Linked DNA regions of Homo sapiens: region 1 is linked to region 2. Evidence: read pairs that join two places in POLR2A ChIA-PET (ENCODE). Cell type or tissue: PC-9. All regions are shown on one strand.

Region 1 (4,000 bases), 1.8 Mb before region 2:
AAGAAGAGAGCCTTATATTGTTTAAAATGAGGCTTGAGGTTAAATTTGGGATCCTAATTTATTTAGACTTTTTGTCACCTGTTAGCAAAAGCAGAGTATCAGGATCCTTGAGGTGTAGTTTTTATCATTCTAAATTATGAGTAAATGAAATGTAATTTGCCAAATTACAATGCCAGCTGCAGGTGCATTTCACTTATATGGGACGGATAAAATGACACATTAAAAATATATTAAGCATCTTATTTAAATGAATAAATCTTGGAAACATTGAGTCAAGGCTTGATTTTGCTCATTGTTAAATTTCTTCATGGTTTTTCAGTTGATTACCATCTGTCCCTTTATCACAGAAATACTGCATTATACTATATCTGAAAATATGTTAATGTAATAAGTTAATTGTATTATGAAACTAAAGCCAGAATTTTAATCTTATTGCTAAAAATGTAAAGCAACTAAGTGATCTTAAAATTTGGTAGCTGTATCAGTTAAATGTATTCAGTGGCAATCACACACTCCTCCCCACCTTATTAAAAAAACTTATGACTCAGTTTCACTTTCCTGGGTTTCATTATCAGTTTTGTCATTTTCCCTAAATTCTGGTTTAGCAAATTGTATGTCTCACATACAGTTGATCCCACAAACTTGGCATGTTCATTTCTGAGGTGCCTTTTGTTTTGATGGTAATAACATCTTTACTTCTCCACACTATTAACTATAGAGGCAGAAGAGAGTCATGTTTCAAGTCCAAAAGCCTGGGTTTGAGTTGCCATTCCACCAGTAAGTAATTGTGACCTTGGTACATTTTCTCATCTGGAAAATGGGGATGATAATAGTACCTGGATTTTGTTTTTTGTTTTTGTTTGAGACGGAGTCTCACTCTGTGGCCCAGGCTGGAGCGCAGTGGCGCTATCTCAGCTTACTGCAACCTCAAACTCCCAGGTTCAAGTGATCCTCTTGCTACAGCCTCTCGAGTAGCTAGGACTACAGGCGCCTGCCACCATACCTGGCTAATTTTTTGTATTTTAGTAAAGACGGGGTTTCACCGTATCAACCAGGCTGGTCTTGAACTCCTGACCTCCAGTGATCCGCCCGCCTTGGCCTCCCAAAGTGCTGGGATTACAGGCGTGAGCCACTGTGCCCAGCTGTAATTCTTTTAATGTTGTTGTGAGGATTAAATAAGCTAATAAACATTTAGAACAGTGTCTCGCATGTAGCATCTAAAACTTAGTGCTCACATCCAAGCGTTCCTTGTCTTCATGTCCAGATCCTTTGAAGTCTTCCATTTCTTTTCTAGTTTTGCTACGCTCCCTCCAGTACAGGTTCCAGTGTAGACCACGATATTTAGCAATTAGATATTGTTGTCTGTTATCACTCATTATTTTCTGCCTTAAGAGAACAAAAACCCATAAGCAAATGGAGGGTTGAATTATGTTCTTTATCCTTTTTCCCCACAGTTAGTTGTGCGGTGATGAACACTTAAGTAAGGTACTTAGAAAAATTAGCAGCCTTCAGATTAATACATAAGATCAACTTTAATGCATACTTTTTCTGTTGAAATGGCTAGAATTGTATTTAAGCCTTACAGTGGTAGCACTCTATTATGGGAGACGAGTGGGTATCTGATGCTGGTGTGATGAAATCCAGTTTATGAGGGTTGACTAAGAAAAGGTACCTTGACCATAGTAAATGAACCTTCTGTCTACAGGTAGGGAGACCTCTTTTTTGAGACAGAGTGTCGCTCTGTTGCCCAGGCTGAAGTGCAGTGGCACAGTCTCTGCTCACTGCAACCTCCGCCTCCCGGGTTCAAGCAATTCTCCTGCCTCAGCCTCCTGAGTAGCTGGGACTACAGGCGCCCGCCACCATGCCCGGCTAATTTTTGTATTTTTAGTAGAGATGGGGTTTCACTATGTTGGCCAGGCTGGTCTCGAACTCCTGACCTTGTGATCTGCCTGGCTCAGCCTCCTAAAGTGCTGGGATTAAAGCATGAGCCACTGGGCCCGGCCCTCAGACCTCTTTAGTCATGCATTGAAGCTTGGATTTGTAGAGTGCTTTAAGGTTTTCAGAGGACATTTGCTTGTTTCATGGCTTTTGTTTCTCACTGTAGTCCTGTAAGGTTAGACCTTATCTTGGGAGAGTGAGAGATTTGCCTAAGATCACCCAGCTAATAAGTATTAGCTAATAATAAGTATTGGAGCCTTACATTTTCTTAACTATGTCAGCAGTTACTCTCTATGTCATTGGTAGTTTTTAGTGATTATCACTTTAGGTGTAGTCCTGCATCAGTATCCTTGAGTGACTGGTTCCAGGCCTCCCCTGGATACCAAATTCTGATGATGCTCAAGTACCTTTAAGTGGTATAGTATTTTCATGTAACCATCATATGCCTCCTGTACACTTTAGATTTTTTCTTTCATTTAAGAATGCCAGTTTGCAACATTCAGTAAAGATATAATCTGGCATATTTCAGTAATAAAACTCCCTAATACTAGTGGCCTAATTCTTGCCCCTGTTACATATCCTTTGTTGGTTGGAAGGGGGGACTTGATCTGCTTATTGTAATTACTTTAGAAGTCCAGCTATTGGAGCTATCTCCATCTTGCAAATTGCTAGATCTTCTGCCCCAAAGGGAAGGAGAACGCTCCAGTGCAGTGTCACATTTCCTACAGCTCATTGACCAGAACATGTCATATGCTCTTGACAGATCACAGGGAGGGATAGATTCCTAGAGTTAGAAATGTTTTGCAAATGGAATTAATGACTGCCACAGCAGTTAGAATTCTTTTGATTCCCATTTTTATAATGACAAAATGTAAATATAACTTTGCATTTCTTGCAGGAAGAAAGAAACAGAAGCTTGCCAAGGAGAGAGCTGGGCTTTCCAAGGTAATAGTCTGGTTTCTGTTTAAATTATATATTTTGTAGAAATATTATTTTAAAATCTGTAATTGGAAATGTAATTAAAATGTAATTGGAAAAAGCTAGTTGATACTGGACATTGCTTTTTTATTTTAAAATACAGCTTATTTTTAGGAGTAGGTGAATAATGTAGTTCCAATGACAGTTATCGAGTCCTTCATTATTTCTTTTGCTGGCCATAACAACAAACAGCTTACTGTATGAACAATAATTAAGGAGCAAGATGAGGGCCTCAAGACATTTGCACCAAAAGATGAAAAGTTCCTAATCAGCTGCTTCAAAATGATACAATATTACACTTAAGATTTAATTTCTTTACTCCAACTTCCTGTAAAAGAACCATGGGTTATTATTTCAAAAATTATTCAAGATTATTCAAGCCCACTGATCCAGAATCCCACTGCCCTGACAAATTTTTGCCTTGTTGCAGTACATAGTTCTGGATATAAAACTTGTAATTTATTTTTTCTTCTCATAGATCCTGAGTTCTTGATTATTTTTAATGACTATGTAGGTTTATCTACTTGGTAAAAAAATGTTCTGTGGCGTGTGTAAGTAAATTAAGTAAATGTTAATCATTGTGCTTGCAGCTTTTCCTTTTTATTGAGATGAGTTCTATTGTTTGGGTTCTTAGGACTTGGATTACTGGATCATTAGTGGTTCTTTTTAAAGCAAGTTGAGACAAGGAAAAATTAAGTTAACCAGTATATTTTGTTATTTTGAAACAGTTGTGTAAACACAGCTAGTTGACTGGACATGGTAATAGTGAAGTGAAAATGGGAGGAAACTACTTCGTTCTAGTAGGATCAGACTACCTTTCTGAAGTATGTAATATGTTTATTATGCTTTTGGTAACTTATATTTCTAAGGGCATAGGAAAACAGATTGAGACATGCACCAGTATGTATTTTTAGATTCAAGAATAGAATTAAATTATTGCTACATGCTGGGGTAGTGTGTGAAAGATGTCTCCACTTTCAGAAATTTAAATTGTTTCACTTGTGTTGGCTAGGTTAATAAGAGTATGTACAGTGTAATTCAAGGACCAAAAACTTGCACTAATGGAAGTTTAGGTTTTCTCTTT
Region 2 (4,000 bases):
ACACAGTACTAATGAAAAAAAGCTAAAACAAAATTTATATTCCTTTTGCAGTTTGTCATAGTAAGAGCTCCAAATGGCATTTCATAATAAATACAACTATTGTAGTTGTAAATAATACTGTAGATAGATAATAATTATTCCTAAAAGACTAAAAAAATTGAGATAATAAATGCTTAATCACTGACATAAAAAGTATAAAAGTAAGTAGCTACCATAATTTGTGGCTCAGTTCCCCATGGAAAGTTTATTTCCTCTTAAGAAAAAAAAAATAGAACACAATAAGCAACATCAAAAAAGAAAAAGGAAACCATACATGATGCCACATAATCTTACTTCAATCTTGCACTTCTGCAATTTGATAAATAAAACTCTTAAACAAAATTCTAATATTTCAAACCATCCTTGGGAATTCTTATATTGCAGTATTTTATCTTCACTGCCCCCTGGTAACCTCCCTGCAAAATACTTCCATTGCTACCACTCTGGGCAGAGTCGGTGCCTCCTCTCATATAGACAACCTTGAAAGCCATCACTTGAGCCCACTGCAGTCCGTTCTTCACAGAAGCCAGCACCATCACTCCAAGTGAAACCTCCATGTGCACAGCAGAGGGAGGCCTGCCAGGCCTGCCCCACGCATGCCTCTCCTCACCAGCCTTCTCCTTAGGCCTCCAATATGGAAGGCTCATTTTTGCTTCCTCTTTCCTTTGCCTGGGTCTTTGCTTGACGAATTCGTGGTCCTTCCTCGGAGTGCCTTCCCTGGAGAGCCCCTGTGTGAAACAGCACCCCCATCCTCCACTCTACCACTCTCCACCCCTTACCATGCTTAATTTTCTTGATGGCATTTTCTAATCTATTTGTTATTACGTGACTGCCATCTATCTTCCCCGTTAGACTAAGCTCTATGATGGCAGATTTGTTGTCATTGATGTCTGGCTTGCCAGTGTCCCTGAGGCCCAGAAGTGACTGGCACAGGGTGGGCATTCCAACAGTGTTGAATGAGTTCCAGCTCTCCACAATGTTTCTCTCTTCTGTAAATGCGCATAACACTGGCGATTTTCACAGTAACTCAAAGTTGCCTTGTATTGTTCTCTGGGGGGTGCCTATAGGTAGACTTATATAAAGTATTTTCTACTTATTTTGCATCCAGAAGGGAGTTACAGGGCCTAGTATTTATTTAAAACATAAATGTTGCTTAAAGCTTGCTAACTTGGCACAACTTTCAACCTGTTGCTACCTGTTAGAAAAGGGACAAAGTTGTTTATATCATTCACAACATATCAGCTATTATCTAGACACAGACATTCCCTCACAAGATATGATAAAACTTGAGAAGATCTACTAGAAAAGATAAAAGAAAATCTGTCAAGAGTAACATATTCTCTAGACAAATTTAAATATTTGTTTAAAACAGTAATTTCCACTGAATTGGCTCCAAGTAGTCTTCTATTAGCTCTTTGGTACATGAGTACACTTCGGAGTGAAAATAAAATTCAATATTGATTTTTAAAACCTTGTTTACGTTATCACTAACTCACTACCACCATTAGCAAATATCCAATAAAATCAAACAAAACATACTGCAATAGAGTATCTGTTATACTTAAAAGTCTAAACAAGAAGTCATAGCTTCATATATCAGCAGAGAATTTCAAATCTGCATTTATTCATTGAACAAATAAAATCAGACATTCAGGATAAAGACCATGTATGAGGCACCATGGTTTGCACATTCTAGACCCCAGTCAAACTCTTCACTTTATAGTAATTAAATAACTATGATAATGGTCATATTGTAACAAATACTTGGCCAGGCTAGTGACTAGCTAATTAAGTCTTTTATAAGAGTGCAACAATTTAAAGCAAAGGGAATCCTGCCTGACAATTATAGAAATTAAAATACTCCGGGAAGTTTGGCAATTTATTCTGAGACTGAAAAGTCTTTCAAAAACTAAGTAGCAGCATGTAATCACCATCAAATTATGTAATATCTACTGAATACACAGTAGTCTATACTCCACTATACAAGTTTTTCTGGTGTCAGTAAAAACTGTTCGGCCATAGTTATTATTCCAGGGTCATGTTATTTCTTTTTACCATTTAATAATATTAGGAGTTCTTTAAACATTTATATTTTATAAAAGTTTATAAAACTTTATAAAACTTTATAAAAATTTACTATTTGCAATAATTGCTATGGATTGTTGATTGATCCATAAATCCTATGGATTAACCCATAGGAATGGATAAACATCCTTTAAAACATGCTTTAAAAACACTAGCAAACATTCTCTACCCTGTGTTGTATGAACTTTGAAAAGTATTGCAACCAAACAAAACTAAGTGCAGTGTAAAAGTAATAGCTATAGGCCCTTTAACTTTTTAGCCTAAGGACCAGTACAACCCAAGTGTTTGCTTGTGTTGATGATTTGGATACATTTGCAGAATGTTGGGTTCTGTGTTGTCACAGAGTTGCTGCAACTGCCAAGAGGCAGGGGAAAGAATGAATGGTGCTGTTGATGTCCTTAAAATACCTGGTTCTGCAGAAAACTCCTAACAGACGCAGGCTTTCAGGACACCATTGGAAATAGGGCTTATGGAACACATGGACAAGTCACCCATTCTATGGCAGCACCTGGTCAGACGTTTCTTTTATTGAAAAAAATATATATATATTATCGAAAGAAAAGTATATTTTAGGAAATTGCGCTCTGTTTTTACTGTAACACAGTTCAAAAGCAAGCAATGCTATAGTCCTTCATGTGGTCTGTCAAAGTACTAAGAATACACCGCTACCAGTAACAACATATTTTGTTAGACTTTGCTCTCATCACCTAAGCAGATGCAATCTAAATTATAGAGAGACTTGGGGGGAAGGAGGATCATGAAATAAAACCTAATGCTTATGCTTAGCTACAACATTCCAATTATTTACAATTCCCAGTGAAAATGCTACATTAGTAATTTTCAAGTAAATTTCTTCTTGTCACTCTTCTTTAGGGACAATGTTTTCACTTGAGCTAGCTCCTGTCCTAGCAGGTTTCACAGGATTGAAAGACCTCCAGCTGTTGTAGGCCAATGCCAGGGCTGGCTGCATCCTTTAACCTTCCCTGGGATTTCATCTCATTATAAGAATATGAAGCGATCTTCAATATTAAAGAACCAACATCAAACAGCAATTCTATAGGCTCTTTTATACAGCAAAGTTTCATAGGATTTGCATTTAAGTCATTTGTCAGTTCTTTATTGACATCTGGAAAATCCACCCTGATTTATAAACAAAGTCAATGACACTGGCCAGGTCTTCAAGGTTTCAAGTACCTGTGCAAGGACAATGCACTTGTTATTAACCCAAAAGTGCATTACGGTGCACACCAGTGCCTCTTGTCTGGAGAAAAGAAGCCATTGAACCAATAATAAAATCATATTTCACGTAGAGACACTTTTTTTTTTTTTGAGACAGAGTCTCACTCTATCTCCTAGGCTGGAGTGCAGTGGCGCGATCTTGGCTCACTGCAACTTCCGCCTCCCGGGTTCAAGTGATTCTCATGCCTCCGCCTCCCGAGTAGCTGGGATTACAGGCGCCTGCCACTACGCCGGGCTAATTTTTGTATTTTTAGTAGCGACAGGGTTTCGCCATGTTGGCCAGGCTGGTCTCAAACTCGTAACCTCAGGTGATCCGCCCACCTCGGCCTCCCAAAGTGCTGGGATTACAGGTATGAGCCACCGCGCCTGGCCCATAGAGAGACATTTGAATGAAAACAGTCTTTGGAAAAGGTAAGAGACATGAAGTCATATTTTGAATAGGCAAACAGCAACCTCAATACAGCACTTGTAAAGTTGACGTCCCCGAGTGCATTCGGGGACTTTGATGAAGGCCACCGGGTGAAGACGGTCATGGGTTCCATATAATCTGCAGAAGGCCTCGGTTTGCAAAGTCCTACCCAGATGAATCACCTCTGGTATTGAAAGGCCAGACTGCCCCCTGAGGTTTCTAGGAGAT

The links. Peaks named below come from ENCODE experiments on the same cell type or tissue, not always from the same donor. Only the 100,000 strongest peaks of a DNase experiment are listed, where the experiment ranks them.
Region 1: POLR2A ChIA-PET joins it to region 2 with 9 read pairs; 1 of 35 experiments calls an interaction of 5 or more read pairs at or near these places.

Annotation. Positions count from the first base shown.
Region 1 is chr1:235,121,209-235,125,208 of GRCh38, reverse strand. TOMM20 (translocase of outer mitochondrial membrane 20) reads left to right here. Exons shown (of 5, transcript NM_014765.3): 2 at 2,837-2,883. Among named protein-coding and RNA genes, the nearest start is that of SNORA14B, 4.7 kb to the left of the region's middle. In PC-9, no CTCF peak of the experiment used is centred here; no DNase peak of the experiment used is centred here; H3K27ac peaks cover 700 bases.
Region 2 is chr1:233,329,107-233,333,106 of GRCh38, reverse strand. All of the region lies in intron 1 of MAP3K21 (mitogen-activated protein kinase kinase kinase 21), which reads right to left. Among named protein-coding and RNA genes, the nearest start is that of MAP3K21, 3.4 kb to the right of the region's middle. In PC-9, no CTCF peak of the experiment used is centred here; no DNase peak of the experiment used is centred here; H3K4me3 peaks cover 1,692 bases; H3K27ac peaks cover 831 bases.